Regions from separate parts of the Mus musculus genome. Here region 1 is linked to region 2. The links are chromatin loops, found by intact Hi-C in ENCODE. Cell type or tissue: left cerebral cortex. All regions are shown on one strand. Links, peaks and the distances in the headings refer to the core of each region. The heading gives the core; the rest is flanking DNA. Region 1 holds the start of Gm22371 (a small nucleolar RNA gene). Region 2 overlaps Aox2 (aldehyde oxidase 2).

Region 1 (2,919 bases), core at 214-2,713, 860 kb after region 2:
CAGACCAACACATCTCCACTTTGGGCTTGCCCTCGTACCAGAGACTGACATCTGTTACTTAAGCCACCATTTTGTGTGTGCCTGTGGTGGTAGTGGTGCTTTGAAATCAGGCCTTGTTGTGTAGTCCTGACTGGCCTCCACTTCCTTATGTAACTCAGTCTGACCTTGAGGTCATAACAATCCTCTTGCCTCAGCCTCCTACAGGCTGCGATTCCAGGAAACGAGCTACCTATCCCAGATGTACTTGCCAGTCTTAAAAACTCCAGTTTCATGCAGTCACAACTCACAACAATTATTTCTACATCCTGCCCATATCGTGAGATTAAGTGACCAATAAATAATTTATAGTCAGATTAACATGATGTAATGTGTTATATGAACACTTTTGGCATCGTTTGGCACTCCCTTGGTGTAAAGGTGTTTTATTTACCTGAGCAGATCTCAACAGACAGGACTGGGATTCAAGTTGTCTTTGGCCTTGTCTTCAAAGCTTCAGAGTCCTGTAGTGCCCACAAGTTACCTGCTGGCATTACCTCCCAGATCTGGAAATAGCTCCTTTTGTTCCTGAGCCTCCTGTTACCACCAGTACAGCAGTAGCTTCCCAGGAATGTGATAAATTGTTCTTCTTTGATCCTCATAGTTGGTGGGGCTGTGCCCGAGTCACTGAACTTTATCACTGTCCAGGTCAACACCTAAGTGCTCATGTGAAACATTTTGGAGTTGTATGTTTTGTTTACTGTAGTGCCATGGGCTAACTGTCACTAGCCTGTGTCTGCTACCTACTCCTGTACATGGGTCCAGGTGTGTCTTCCCAAACATACACTCCAGAGCCCCAAATAAGCACGCACTTTTGTTTCACTCCATTGGTTTAGAGTTGTTACTGTTGTATGTGAACTGACACACTTTGGAATACAAAAAATAGCCTTCAGGCAGGAGGAGTGATTGGAGAGACAGAATGCCATCTCAGAAATGTGGGGAGAGCCTCCTCTACTCTGCCTTGTGTCAGCTTTGTAACATGAAGTTAACTTTTGCCAAACCTTTTTAGTGAAATGACTTATTTTACATATCTTTGCCACAAAAGTATGTCAGTAAGCAAAGCAAGCCTCCATTCCTCCGTGACTCCAGACAGAGCCTACAAGCTTAGTGTCAAGGCTGACATTTAGATTCCACACACAGCTAGCTCCACCATGTGGTAAGTTGGAATGAATGACATTAGCTATCACAAAAGCATGGTCACATATCTAATACTCCTTGAGAAGGGATTGGACTTAGTTTAAAACAAAAAAGCAAAACAAAACAAAACAAAACAAAAGACCCACACCCAGTTTGCTAGGACATCAAAGCAAGAGTAAAAGGGAAGTTATTCCCATGGTAAGATTTAGGAAGCTCAAGAGAACTCAACAAATATCTACTAAGTTCTCCCAGGTAGGGCTTGGGGCACAGCTGTTACAAGTTCCTGCTCCAGTTAGATGGACAATGGCATGATAAAACCAGGCTCAGAGGATAGGGAACGATGGGCGAGGGGAGGGGTTATTCTAAAAAAAGTTAACAGAAACATTGCCAGGCAGCCCACATTTTACTCTCCATGTGAGCATTCTCTTACAGTCTTGAAAGACTGCAAAGCATCAAGATGTGTACATCTTGGTTTTGAAATTATATCACACTGAACAGAATCCAGGGCTTCTTAGAGAAGTCACCTATACCATGTCTGTGAAAGAAGGAAATGAACATCCCAGGATGTGTTTTTTTATGCCAGAAAACACAGTACCACTCAAAAAAACAATTTTGGGTCATAGCAACCTTTAATGTGTCTACAAACCAGGGCCCAGGGGCTCCCAGTTGGAAAACTGGAGAACATGTAAGCATCATCATGAACAATGACTATAATTAATACTATGCTTATTGAAAACATTTAAAAGTTTATAGTGATAATCAAGTATCAAGAAATAGGTCCCTACTTTATATTTAAAAAGATAGTAGAAAATAGTATAGAATTAATGAATAATTATTTTGCAAATGATAACTGAACTCTGATCTTGTATATTGATGTCTGACTGCTGAGACAACAAACTATCCCAGTGTGGTTGTTTACCACTATATAACCCAATCTTTTGGCAGTTCTGGAGGCCAGAAGTCCAAACCAGGTTAGCACGCTGCTTCCTTCAGGAACCTCCAGGGAATATGCTCTTCTAGCTTTTCAATGATGTTCACATCCCTTGACTCTCAATAACCCGTGTCTTTCTAACTTGTGCCTGAGTTATCTGACCTCCTTCCATGCTGACCCTCCCACCTCTTATAAAAATACCACTGATAACACTGATAGCCACAGACGTGAACCAGGATAACACAAGACGAGTGATGTAATCACACCCAGGACAGGAGTCATCACAGTCACGAGTACCAGGGATTGGATACAGATGTCTTGGTATGGGATGTGGGCATTATACCCCCACCACAGCTTTGTGAATGGTTGCTTGTGAGTAGAGTAACTACAAGATATCAAACTATTATTTACAGACTGATGGTTAATTGCAAAGGAGAAAATTGGCTTTCGTAATTAAGGATTCTCATTATTACTACCCTAAACAATGGAATGATGAGGAATTACGTAGCACTCATTTTGATCTAGTATACGATGCATAAATAACTTATAAGATATTCTTCCTACCCCTAGTGGCACTGTAGGTATGGCTGGTGTGTCACATGTGCATCAGTAGGTGGCAGAGAAGAGAGGCTATGTCTATGCTTAGTGTTCTGATCCATGAACATCTGAATGACTAGTATCCTAATAGTCCCTGAAAAAATTCGAGCCTGAGACAACCACCAGACTGGTGCCATTGGAGCTTGCTTGAGCTGATCCACCGGTCGGTGCCTTGTAGGCATGGGGGTGGGGAAGACTATATCTGAGATGAGCCTTGC
Region 2 (2,919 bases), core at 214-2,713:
AGCCAAATCTCCAGCCACTCTACTGGATTCTTTTAAAAACCGAAATAGATCTAACAGATTTTCTTGTCAGTTCTGGGGAGTAGAACTCAGGGCCTTGGACATGCTAGGATAACATTCTACTTCTGAGCTATGATCCTAGCCCTGATGTTTAGCTATTGACAATAACTATTTTAAATTATGTAAGACAGTGAGATCTTAAGAAAGCAATCCCCAAGGTGTCACTAGACAGACAAAGTGCCACGGGTGGGCTACCAGGTGTGTTCCTCAGAGGCTCTTAGGTCACTGCACCAGAGTCACCTGGTTGTATTTGTTAAGAACATGAATCTGCCCTTCTGGAACCTGAGCATCTGGAGACAGGCAGGAGAGCCTGCATTTAAGAGACCAGTGGGCCATTCTGTTGCATGGTAAAGTCTGGAATCCTTACGCTTCCAAGGATGAAGGTGAAGGTCTGAGGGTAGAGAGAGAGTGTAGACTAGAGTTCATCTCTGATGGCCTGACTAAGAAGTTTGGGCTCAAAGGATGTGCAAGCTATGGGTTAGTAAAGAATGGGTAGAATTCTCAGAGCAGCAGGAACAAGATGGGGAGAGACTGGCCTGGAGGAGTCGTGTAGAGAGCAGGAAGTATGACAAATCGGGCTTGGTCAAGTTTTAGGGCTGATGAGCTGCTGAAGAGAGACCTGGGGAAGGTGGGGGTTTTAGATGAATTAGTATGATTCTCTGATTATTGTTATTGTTATTATTATTATTATTATTATTATATTGTGAATTGAACCCAGGACTTTTGCCCATAATAACTACTCTATCATATGCTCAGCTATGGTTTTCTGCACTTGAAAGAAGAGATAAGGATAGAGAGCTAGCGAGAGCAAGAGAGAGGGAGGGAGGAAGGGGAGAAGGGGAGAGAGGGAGAGAGAGAGAGAGAAAGAGAGAGAGAGAGAGAGAGAGAGAGAGAGAGAGAGAGAGAGATCAGCAGCTGGCACATAAGGAGCATATCTATTTTCATCTGTCTTCAACCTTTGAATTGAGGACTTGTTTACAGATTGATAACACCTGAAGATAATGTTTATTAACCCTATATGTTTATAAAACTAAAACTGTTACAAATCTTTCAGATGAGAGGCTTATTATGAATTGATATATGCCGCTCTACCAAGACTCTTTGTAGTCTTAAGTCCTGGCAACTATGAACATAACCTTGTTGAATAATAAGATCTCTCCCAGTGGAATCAAGAGGTAACAAGGTTGTCCAGGCCTGGGGCGGGCCTACCCCAGTGGCTGATGTCTGTAAACAAGAGGAAGATCTATAAGCCAGACAGCAAGGAGAAAGGTGTGAGGTAGAAACAGTTTGGAGCTATGTAGCTCATGAGCTCAGAAATGCCAAGACTCAGCTGACTGAGAGGAATAAGGCTGAGAGGAATAAGGAAGCAGTCTCTTCAGGGCTTTCAGACACAGCACTGGTGGGCCGATAGCTCGACTCCAGACTTAATGCTCCCAGAACTGCATGAGAACTTTCTGTGTTTTCAGCCAGTTGTGCTTTGTTGGGTAGGCTCATGGATTCCGGTCCCTGGGGAGCATGTGATAAGTCAGCAGACAGAAGTGTGGTGGCCCCTGGGCCGCGTGCAGATGACTTGACGTCTGTGTCTGCACACAAATGTTAGAAATGACTGTGGCTTGGCACTGGAGCAGAGCTAGGAAGATCCTGAGGGTGGTGTGGGAAAGCATGAAGAACCTTTTCCTTCTGCCTGCCTCCTGTGTCACACCTACCTCCCAAGGCCTCCATGAGCTGTTCCTCTGAGGGCTGCGGGTGGTTCCTGAGCAGTGTGTAGATGGACATCACCATCCCAGGGGTGCAGAAGCCACACTGGGTGCCGTGGCTCTTGGCGATCCTCTCCTGGAAGCATACATTTGTGGTCACATCTGCCGCCTCAGATTCTCTCCAGGGTCCACAAATCTGTACCATTCTCACCCTCTGAGCAAATGTGCCCCGCCCCGTTGTCCAGTTCTGTATATTCCCCTTTCTAGGCAGCTCCCAAAGGCAAGAGGTTCAGAAGTTACCGCTCACAACTTTAATTACTTTTCAGGGTCAGATGCTCTGAGACTTCTGTTTGGGAATTAGCAGTGTGCAGCCGGCACTCCCAGTGAGAACACTTATCCAGGAATTAGTAATTATTAGGAGGGTGCACGTAAGTTTCAAAACTGGTTTTCTTGAACACCCGTACATCTTCCACGGCTTAGATCTCATGGGAGGCTGTGCGGCTTTGACTGACATGGAGACCATTGCTGATCTCCTGTTGTCTTCCTTAATATTTTCTGTGTCAGCTCAAAAGACTTAGCTTTCAGGGACCGAGGATTTTGGTCTCTGTTATTTCAAGCGTGATCTATGGTCTTCTGGGAAATGGTGGGGAACTCAGGTCCCTGCTCCAAACTGCTTGGCCAGAATCTGAACTTTTAGCAAGTTCCAGGTGACTCTTGTGAACACCAAAGCTTGGAAGCTTGGCTCTAGATTCAGTGCACAATGCCTGGGGTCCCACTGTGTGGACTTAGCTGCGAGTGTCTTGTACGACTTCCTAGCAGACTCTTTTCTGGGTCCTTTATCTTTACTGACCTCTTTGGAGTTGACTCTCAAGTGGTTAAATCAAGAAACCCTGGGGCTTCTCCTGCCTAAAATCCCTGAGCATTGGTTGATCTGACTGTGGCTTCCCAAACTCCCACGACAATGACAGGAGAATCAGTGCCAGCACATGTCACATCACCGTTCAACCCAACACTGCCGCTTCAGCAGCAGGCTGAGTGCTGGAGGGGGAGTGTCCCCGTCCTCTAGGGAGTTGCTCTCAGACTTCCCTCAGCCAAATGCTGATTTTTACGCCTCAAACCTTTATGCTACAGGGAATGATCCCTGAATTTTATCTCATAAAAACGT

Evidence for each region. A loop is a pair of places that touch in the nucleus more often than their neighbours do. Peaks named below come from ENCODE experiments on the same cell type or tissue, not always from the same donor. Only the 100,000 strongest peaks of a DNase experiment are listed, where the experiment ranks them.
Region 1: it touches region 2 in a loop (4-fold over the local background); 32 of 42 quality-filtered maps call a loop at or near these places.

What each region holds. Positions count from the first base shown.
Region 1 is chr1:57,422,118-57,425,036 of GRCm38, reverse strand. Gm22371 (a small nucleolar RNA gene) reads left to right here and starts at 2,664; the gene lies at 2,664-2,793. In left cerebral cortex, for the core only: CTCF peaks have their summits at 1,185 (motif pointing left) and 2,688; a DNase peak (open chromatin) is centred at 1,151.
Region 2 is chr1:58,284,542-58,287,460 of GRCm38, reverse strand. Aox2 (aldehyde oxidase 2) reads right to left here. Exons shown (of 36, transcript NM_001008419.2): 5 at 1,764-1,890. Among named protein-coding and RNA genes, the nearest start is that of Aox2, 7.7 kb to the right of the region's middle. In left cerebral cortex, for the core only: no CTCF peak of the experiment used is centred there; a DNase peak (open chromatin) is centred at 1,659.